2 separate regions of the Homo sapiens genome follow, and region 2 is linked to region 1. Evidence: chromatin loops called from intact Hi-C (ENCODE). Cell type or tissue: heart right ventricle. All regions are shown on one strand. Region 1 overlaps EPG5 (ectopic P-granules 5 autophagy tethering factor). Region 2 overlaps LOC105372093 (a long non-coding RNA gene).

Region 1 (5,000 bases):
GCCATTTAATCTTTTCTGTAAGCACTGGACTTATCTTCTTCTCTACCAGTTTCCTGACCAGTACAGTGACATTCTCAGGCTGCTTATGCAAAGTAAGTGTCTTCATTTAATTGTAACTAACTAGATCTTAGTGAATATTTAATATCACATTTTTCATCTTACAGATGTTATTCAAAGATATGAAAGTAATACCAGTATAGGAGTTTAGAATCACTAATTGTCATCTAAAGGGCTTGATGAACAAGGCCCAAAAAGTTGTTACTGTAAATATGGCCAGTTATTGTTCTAAATTTGAGAATGGGCTCTAATTGGGCAAGGCAGCACCTCCAGTTTGGTGGAGTCCACAGTCATGCAGGTACTTCTTTGTCTTGACTTTTCAGCTGTCTTGAAGTGGGGTGGGAAAGGACTGGCTTACTCTGCAGACGACAGATCTGGCAAAGCAAGGAGGTTGTGCCTTATGATATGTTTAATATGACAGTTTGTTTCTCTGTAGTTCCAAACATTTTGGGAGTTTTTCCTTTCTAAGTCTTTTACTCTTGTTTTTTGCAAATTAATTTTATCCATATGTAATGATAGACTTTATTTATATTTACCAAGGGAAAGAGCAGCATTACAATCTCCACATTCCTGCCACTTCTGTTCCCCCTTCTTACAATTTTCTATAGCAATTTTAGAGTTTAGAGGAGAAATAAATAGGGTAGGCTTTTTTATTTTTGGAGTTTCGCTAGGCAGTAATTTTATTAAAATTTGATAAATGAGATAGTATTTACTTTTTAATGCAAACTTCATACGGTTTATAGATATAATAGCAAATGAAATTTTGCTTTATACCAAATTTTTGTGTTACATCATAGAAATAGTTTAATGGATAAGTTAATGATCCAGTGTATCGGGTTGCCCAAAGGACCTTGAAATGTGCAGCCTCTCATTTTGAAAGCACTTCAAGCTTTAATTGTTTCCCACAGAGGCAGGTTGCAGGGTGGGTGGAGAATGGTGGAAGGGAAATACATTTGTACAAATGCCAATGAATATGTGCATAGCTAATTTTTTCTCTAAGCTTTTAAAGTTTCAAATAGTGTGTGTTGTGGATTTTTCCCTGAAATCTTTTAAAGAGATTGTAAACCATTTATATTAGACCACTATTGACTGGAATTTAGCTAGAAATTTGTTCTTACCAAGAAAAGTAATTCAGACTTAAGAATAACAATATGATACCTCTCAGATGTCATGAGCTTCAGCCTCCTGGTTTCTTTCTCCTCCTTGGCTACCATGTTGATGTTCCCTTGGGAGCATCCTTTGCTCTTCTACTGCATTCATTCCCTCTGGGTGAGCCCGTTGTTTTCCCTGATGTCACTGCCACCTTCTAGGCATGTGTGATTTCCAGTGATAGCTTAATTTTGGGGCGCTGTCCTAAGATCCAGACCCCAGTGGCCATTGGACACAGACTGGCACTGTCCCCAGGTACCTCACACTGGACATATTGTAACTGGCCTCACCATCGTTCTCCTCAGACCTGCTCCATGAACCTGTTATTTTAGTTGATTCTCATGTTCGCTCTGGGTGGAAAGTACTTTAGGAGATATTATTCCTGTCCTGTGGGATGGGAAGTTATTAAGTAGCAGAGTTGGGACTAGTTCAGAATATGGGCTGCTGGACTTGTCCAGCGTTTCCATGCTGCCTCTGGGTCTTGGTTTCGGGGAATTGGGGGGCCGGTAGGAGACTCCTTCTGGAGAGCCCAGGCCCTGAGTTGCCTTCATCATGTGGTTTCCGTTGTCCTGTGACTGTTGTTTCTGTCACACTCATAGATAGCTGTGGTCCCCCAGCCAGGAGAGGCACTGCCACCATTCCCCAGTCAGGGTCGGAGGGTCAGGTCTCCCACCCCTCTGAGTGTAGCTCCACCAGCTTCAGCAGCGCTCACTCCCAGCAGGGTTACCAGGAACCAGGAAAACCAAATGTGCAGGTGGCCAGTTCTTCTCTTAGGTTCTCTTTACTTGGGCCTCCTCACCCCAGATATCCCTGTGAGTTTGTTTTGGATTTTGGCTTTATTTTTATTCCTTTATAAGGTGCTCATATTCTTTGTTACAAGTTAAAATATTCCTTTCGGGAAAGCCACTGACTTGCTCTTCCTGTCCCTGCTGGCAGGCTCCGCGGAGCAGCTTCTGAGCCCCGAGTGTTGGAAGGCCACTCTGAGAGCCCTGGGCTGCTGCGCCCCCAGCTGCCAGCAGGGGGCAGCGTCCACCGAGGGCGCCGTGCTTCCCAGCTCTTCTGATGCTCTCTTGTCAGACAAGCAGGTGTGTAGCCTTTGGTCTCTGACGTGTTTGTGCATTTCTTTTTATTTCCCTTGCTATTCATTTTTTAAGCAGTTGGAAAACTTGTGCATTATCTTTAAGAGCCATGTGTTTTTCTTTGTGTTAAGTGCTTTGGTTCCCTCGTGTCCCCTTTTTCCAGATGGCTCACCCCATTCCCCTGAGTCTAATTCTTGCCCATGTATCCAAGACAAGGGCAGGCACTCCCCTGTAGATCTTTCCTGCCCACCCTAGCCCATCGGACTCCACCCTGAGACCTCTGGTCGGGTTTCTATGATGCAGTGTCCCATGGAGCTCTGGGTTTTATCCTTTCTGTTTGATATGCATTTGCATGAGAATTTATTTGAAATAATGGTTCCACTGATTTAGAAAAGGTTTGAAACCCACTGATGGCCTGGCGCGGTGGCTCATGCCTGTAACCCCAGCACTTTGGGAGGCCAAGGTGGGCGGATCACTTGAGGTCAGGGATTCGAGACCAGCCTGGGCAACATGGTGAAACCCTGTCTCTACTAAAGAATACAAAAATGAGCTGGGCATGGTGGTGCACGCCTGTAGTCCCAGCTACTCAGGAGGCTGAGGTAGGAGAATCGCTTGAACCCAGGAAGCGGAGGTTGCGATGAGCCAAGATCGTGCCACTGCACTCCAGCCTAGGCGACAGAGCAAGACTCTACCTCAAAACAAAAACAAAAACAAAAAACCATTGATTTATTTCTCATATGCTTTATATTTTTGCCACTCTCTTATAAAGTCAAAGACCTACTATATACACCCCCATCACAGTGTATCATAACACTTTACTAAAATACATATTTAGTAAGCATTTTTTGACTAGTTGTCTCTTCCAGGTAATGGAGACTATACAGTGGCTTTCAGACTTTTTTTATAAGCTTCGGTTATCCAAGATGGACTTTAAAAGCTTTGGTTTATTCTCAAAATGGAGTCCTTATATGGCTGATGTGAAGACATTCTTGGGCTACCTTGTGAAAAGGCTGATTGACTTAGAAATGACCTGTTTGGCCCAAGACCCAACTGCCAGCAGGAAAACAGGTAATATACTTCTCATGCGATGTGGAGCTAGGTGTTTGGACTTTCCATTAAGAGAGATTTAAATAGGCACATTAAGAGATTTATATTGAGTGTCAAGGAGAGAAAGTAGAAATATATAGAACAGGCATGAGCCCATATATGTGTCATATATGTCACAATATATGAATGGATATATTCATTACATAGTGAATGTAGGGTGCTTGCTATAGCTTGTCTCTGCCCCTCCTTTGCAGGTTGGGGTACAGAGAGGTTTCAGTTTCCAACCCTTTCTGTCATTTGTCTTACTAAGATGGGGTTCTAAATCTTATACATTTATCTTTTTTAAAAGTGTGTTATAAAATTATCCATGATATTGTATTGTAATACAAATTCTTCAATTCAGAGAAATTCCAGTGTAGCCAATGAAAACGTAAACATACATAGTTACACTAAGCATGTTGTTTATACATTAACATAGGTTTATGAAGCTACAGATAATAAGAGGTAGATTTTTCTATATAATGTGAGCAGTGATATTGACAAATGACAAATGATGACCTTTGTTTTGTCTCTAAAACTTTTTAGTGCTGAAATCCCTACATTCAGTAATCATTCAGCTCTTTAAGCCATGGATCCTGGTTTTAGAGGACAACGAAAGGTAAACAGTTTTTTAGATATTCAAATTCCTTTGACGTTTGTAGACTTAAAATTCTAAATGGTATTTGGTAGAAGTGATGAGTTCACAGATTTAATTTTTTAGTGTAAGGCCATATTTAAATTTAGAAAAGGCTTCTTTTCAAAACTTAAGACATTTTCTATTTATGGAATTGCTAGTCTGGATCATCAGAGATATTATCTTGATAATAATTTTGGAACAAAACTGGACACTCATTTCCAGTTTTCCACAATAAGAGGTTGAATAAACTTTAGTGTTTAATTTCAGAAAAAATGATGCTGTTCGCTTGAGGGTTTTATGAGACTGATTTTTCTCTACTACATCAGTTGTGTTTTGGAACTAAGTTGGCTATAAAATTATTGGGTGGGAATTACCTTTAAATCTAGGACTCTTCAATTAAAGCATTATTTCACAAGCATTTGAAATACTTAGAGGTATAGAGCTGTCCAAATTCAGTGAGTTGCCTTCTGAGTCTTTTTTTTCCCTGAAAGTATACAAGCAGAAGCTAGTTGAACTTGTCAGGGTTTTATAAAAATTACGACAGTGGTAAACATCACATTATAGGAGTTGTTTTCAAAAACTTGAATTTGATTCTGAGACTCAGAGAACATGAATGTCAAACTCAAGTCTCATAGCTGGTTGGTTAGTGCTGAAGCTGCGACTAGAACTCAGGTCTTAGACTTCTGTTTCTAGACTCTTTGCATTAACCCATGATGCTTTACGAGCCACTTAAGGAAAGTATAAAAGGTTCTGAATGTTTGCTTTTGCTAGAGGGCTATCTGAATAATCTGCAAGCTTCAGGATTTTATAGTGACTGTGTACATATAGACTGCTTACCATAGTGCTGGCTGCTTGTTTATTTCCAGTAAGAATTAACGGAACCTATTTGGATATTGAGTTTTCTAGACCAGATTCAGAAAATAAAAAAAAATTTTTTTTAAGACAGAGTCTCACTCTGTTGCTCAGGCTGGAGTGCAGTGACGTGATCTTGG
Region 2 (5,000 bases), 190 kb after region 1:
TCTAATACTTTCAGTGGGATGTTGAAGTCTCCCACTATTATTGTGCAGTTATCTAAATCTCTTCATAGGTCTCTAAAAACTTGCTTTATGAATCTAGGTGCCCTTGTGTTGGGGGCATGTCTATTTAGGATAGTTAGGTCTTCTTGGTTAATTGAACCCCTTTACTATCATGTAATGTTCTTTGTCTTTTTAAAATTATTTTTGGTTTTAAGACTATTTTATCTGAAATTAGAATAGCAACCTCTGCTTTTTTCTATTTTCTGTTTGCTTGGTAGATTTTTCTCCATCCCTTTACTTTGAGCCTATGAATGCCATTGCATGTGAGATGGGTCTCTTGAAGACAGCATATACTTTGGTCTTACTTCTTTATCTAGCTTGCTACTCTATGCCTTTTAATTGGGGCATTTAGCCTATTTACATTCAAGATTGATATTTATATGTGTGGATTTGATCCTGGCATTCTGTTGTTAGCTGGTTATTATGCAGACTTGATTGTGTGGTTGCTTTATGGTGTCAATGGTCTCAGTACCTAAATGTGTTTTTGCAGTTGCCAGTGATGGCCTTTCCACATTCAGCATTCCCTTAAGGATCTCTTGTAAGGCAGGTCTGGTGGTAATGAATTCCAAGAGCATTTGCCTGTCTAAAAAGGGTCTTATTTTTCCTTTGCTTATGAAGTTTAGTTAGACTGCCTGTAAAATTCTTGATTGGAATTTATTTTCTTTAAGAATGCTGAATACAGGCTCCCCAATTGCTTCTGGCTTGTAGAGCTTCTGCTGAAAGATCCACTATTAGCCTAGTGGGATTCCGTTTGTAGGTGACCTGCTCCTTCTTTCTAGCTGCCTTTAACATTTTGTTTTTCATTTTGGCCTTGAAGAATCTGATGACTATGTATCTTGGGGGTGGTCATCTTGTATAGTATCTTGCAAGGGTTCTCTGCATTTCCTGAATTTGAACATTGGCCTGTCTAGTGAGGTTGGGGAAATTTTCATGGATGATATCCTTAAATGTTTTCCAAGTTGCTTGTGATCTGTGCTTGCTCGCTCTCATGTGCGTGCTCTCTCTCTTTCTTTCTCTCTTTCAGGGATGCCAGGGAGTTGTAGATTTGGTCTCTTTACATAATCCCATATTTCTCGGAGGTTTTGTTTATTCTTCTTTATTGTTTTTTCTTTATTTTTGTCTATTTTGTAGAACTGGGCTTCAAACTCTCAGATTCTTTCCTCAGCTTGGTTGATTCTGCTGTTAATATTCGTGATTGTATTATGAAATTCTTGAAGTGAGTTTTTCAGGTCTATCAGATCAGTTTGGTTCTTCCTCAAAATGCCATTTCATATGTTATCTCCTGTATTGTTTTATTATATTCCTTAGATTCCTTGGATTGGGTTTCAACTTTCTCCTGGATGTCAATGATAATGTTCTCTGTTCCTGTCGGTAATCTGAATTCTTTTTCTGTCATTTCAGCCCCAGGTAGGGACCATTGCTGGGGAACTTGTGTGGTCATTTGGAGGTAAGAAAACATTCTGGCATTTTGAGTTGCCAGAGTTCTTGTGCTGATTCCTTCTTATCTGTGTGGGATGATGTTCCCTCAACCTCTGAAGTTGCTGTCCTTTCGATGCATGTTTTTTTCTTTGCTTTTCTCTTCTTTGCTGCCCTTGGGGGTTTCATTGCAGTATAAGGTAGGTTCAGTTGACTGGGTTCATTTCTGGAAGATTTTAGGGGCCACGGCTCAGCTCAGCACTCCTGGTGGACTCTAAGTCTGGGGAGTTGGTACCAGGACCCCAGCTTTGTTATCTGGCCCCGTGAGATTGGGAACCTGCTGCATCAGAGGGTCCAAGGTGTTCCTGGTCCATTAGCCACAACCCTCTGATGGGTGGTGCCAGACAAAGTGCTTCTTTGGGGCGGTGGCAGCAGGATCTGTGCTCACTCACGTGTTCTGGCACCTGTGGCAGCGCCGCAGGGTGCTTATGCCTTGGTGGGGTTGGGGTACCAGCAGAAGTCGAGCTGCTGCATTCCTGTGTGCACTTGTACCTGTGGCAGGGTGCAGGTGGGAGCAGGGTTGCCAGTGTCCATGCTTACACTTGCACCAGTGGTGGCAGTGGCAGGGTGCTGGCAGTCACTGGGCTGCTGACCTTCATGGGCACATTCACCTGTTACCTCATTTAACCATTAAAAGAACTACAGTAACAGGCTAATAAATTAGTTCCTTGTTAGGATGTGAAATTTGGGCTCAGAGGCATTAAATAAATTTCCAGGCCCCACAATAAGTGCGTTTCTTAGAAGCTGTGCACTCTCCTGAGATCCAATGTCCCTTTGAGAATCAGTGAGGTGGGGGACAGGCCTAAGCCTGGAAAACTAGATGCCTAGAATAGAATGCAAAAGCCTGGAATGCAAAAGGAGGGCAACGAGCAAATGGAGCATTCCGTGGCTTTTGGAGGGTCTCTGGCGCCCTCTGCTGACAGTGTGAAAGTTTCATAAGCCAAGGAGTGTGCAGCGTGCCCAAGTCCGTTGATCATACAGAAGGATGTGTGAGCATGCAAAAGGGCACAGAAGGTGGGCAGTGCAGATGAAGGGAAGGGACAAAGGTACAGAAAGAGCCATCTTCGTCCTAGGTACATGTAAGTTTCTGTCCCCTATCTCTTTGCAGACAACTGGGTTCACTGTCTCTTAATTTCAAGGAAAAGCATGCTTTTCAAACTTCGATATGCACAGGAATCACCAGGGATCCTGGGCGGGGCGGGGCGGGGGGAGGGGTGCAGTCTGGGCTCCAGCCCCAGTGTTTCTGACTATTAGGTCTGAAGGGGCCTTAGGGATCTGCGCTTTTTAACTACATCCAAGTGAGTCTGATTCAGGTGGTTCTTGGACCACACTTTCAAAAAGCAAAACAAAACAACAACACACACCTTAATATTTAAGTTTAAAAAAATGGACAGTTCAGAAACAAACTAAAATTGTGGCTTCTACATTCAGTTGCTAAAAAACACCCCAGAGGAATTCATAGGTTACTGTGTTATTTCTGCTCTGACCTGGTTGAAGATAAAAGCTACAAGTCTACAAAACACACACACCCCAACCATCCTGTTAGCCGAACTCTCCAAGATGAAATTAAAACAATCCAATAGCATTCAAGTCAGTAAGTCTACTCTTGCAAAAGAATGATTCCAAAACTCGAGGTGTTTGGAAGTGTACTCGTAGAGATGTTAATATGTGGACACACACACACACACACACACACACACACACGCCCTTCTCTGATAAAAGAAGGATAAGTGATTCATTAAAAGCACACTGGCATTAAAGTCTTTGAGAAGCCAATGCTAATGAAAGATGTTAAACTTTATTTGGCTTAATGTACCTGGATCTCATTGGATCATGTGACTTTTTCTTATTTAAAATTTTTTCTTTTGGATATGTATTTAAGATCCATGACTGATGAGTTATGGAAATACTACCTTAAAGCAAGAGGAATGTGAACTAAAGATTTTTCTGGATTCTGAAAAACAATCCCATATGCAAAAAAGAATAGTCTTTTCAATAAATAGTGCTGGGGCAACTGAATATCCACTTGCAGAAGATTGGGGACTCTACTACCATATACAAAAAATAACTCAAAGTGGATCAAAGACCTAAATATAAGAGCTAAAGCTATGAAACTTTCAGAAGAAGAGTTTTGTCTCCTCCCTAGCCTGAGCCCTTAACACTCAGACAGTTTCCATCTCTCCATGGAAGCCCATCCAGCACCCTTTTATTCTCCTCGGATAACAGTCTCAGAACCAGGAGTTCAAATAGTAAGTGAATCAAGCAGCACGGATATCCTGTGCTCAGTAATATGTTTGGTCTCCAAAGTATGTTGTGTTCAAGTAATTATAAGATGAGGTCTTTGACTTTAGAGTTTCCCATCTTGCTGAGCAAATAAGACCCTCCACCCAGGTGGCAGGTGATACCAGATAACATAAAATTGAATGTTGAATTATATGGTCAATATTAAATTTATGTAAAAACTAGAGTTTTCTTAAAGAATGCAGAAGCTTCTAAGACATTCATGAGGGAGGTAAATTGAAGTTTTTGGGGTGTGAAAGGCACAAACCATTTATACGTCCCTCAAGTTATGCCAAATCATATTTCCATTCTTTTCCCCCAGTGTCAACAGTAAGTGGGGTTCCCATGAGCTCCTCTCTGAGCCATTTGGGCGACTGCTGTGATGGTAAGGAGGGAGGGTGGGCATGGGCCACAGAAGCCATGGAGCCAGCTGCAGGTCTGCTGCTGCTCTTGACAGATGGTAGCCACCTGCCTCAATCCCCACCCCCGCAACCCCAGTCCCCGTCAGGGCCTTTCTAGGATAAGGCCTTACAGTGACTGGATTTGCAAGCTGCACACTGACCCATGGCCACTCATGCAATCATGTCCTGGGCTTCTACGTGAATTCTACTCAAATTCCTGTGCTGAGACCCCCTCTGTCTACCCACCTCCTTCAGTTCTTCAGATAGCCAGGAGAATTGGCCTTCTTAAGTCATTTGCGATGCAGGTAAAAATGCAGATACCCCATCACTTACTGAATCCCAATATCTTAGGGTTCAGGGGAGGTGCTAGAATCTGCATTTTGGTTAAACATTATCTTGCTTAGTACCCACCTCCTGGAATTAATTCCAGGCTTACAGGGATGCTGAAGTAGGGGTCCATCTGTCAGTAAATATGTATCCACGTGCCAGGCCTGGAATGGGGGCCATGAAAATACATAATCTGGCCCCTCAGAGGTTATAATGTGTTGGGGAAGATGAGTTATTCACAGGTTGTGGTGTGATGTGTTGGGCAGGAAGCCAAGTCATGGGGGTGCTCCCCACTCACACGCTCATGATTGGGTGAAATCCGGCTAAACATTGATTCAAAGAGCACCCAGGGGAGTATGCAGGGATGGGGAAAAAGCCAGCTACTCTTTCTGCCTTTCTCCAGTAGGGCGTTTCATGAGCTGATTATGAGTAGGGATCTGTCTGGGTCTTTCCTTTGCT

Evidence for each region. Peaks named below come from ENCODE experiments on the same cell type or tissue, not always from the same donor. Only the 100,000 strongest peaks of a DNase experiment are listed, where the experiment ranks them.
Region 2: it touches region 1 in a loop (12-fold over the local background); 86 of 110 quality-filtered maps call a loop at or near these places.

The regions. Positions count from the first base shown.
Region 1 is chr18:45,877,366-45,882,365 of GRCh38, reverse strand. It overlaps EPG5 (ectopic P-granules 5 autophagy tethering factor), which reads left to right. Exons shown (of 44, transcript NM_020964.3): 31 at 1-92; 32 at 2,143-2,291; 33 at 3,152-3,353; 34 at 3,918-3,990. Among named protein-coding and RNA genes, the nearest start is that of SIGLEC15, 54 kb to the right of the region's middle. In heart right ventricle, a CTCF peak has its summit at 2,210 (motif pointing right); a DNase peak (open chromatin) is centred at 2,185; H3K27ac peaks cover 395 bases.
Region 2 is chr18:45,688,899-45,693,898 of GRCh38, reverse strand. LOC105372093 (a long non-coding RNA gene) reads left to right here. Exons shown (of 10, transcript XR_935423.3): 7 at 1,459-1,504. Among named protein-coding and RNA genes, the nearest start is that of SLC14A1, 33 kb to the left of the region's middle. In heart right ventricle, a CTCF peak has its summit at 2,452 (motif pointing left); a DNase peak (open chromatin) is centred at 2,448; H3K27me3 peaks cover 733 bases.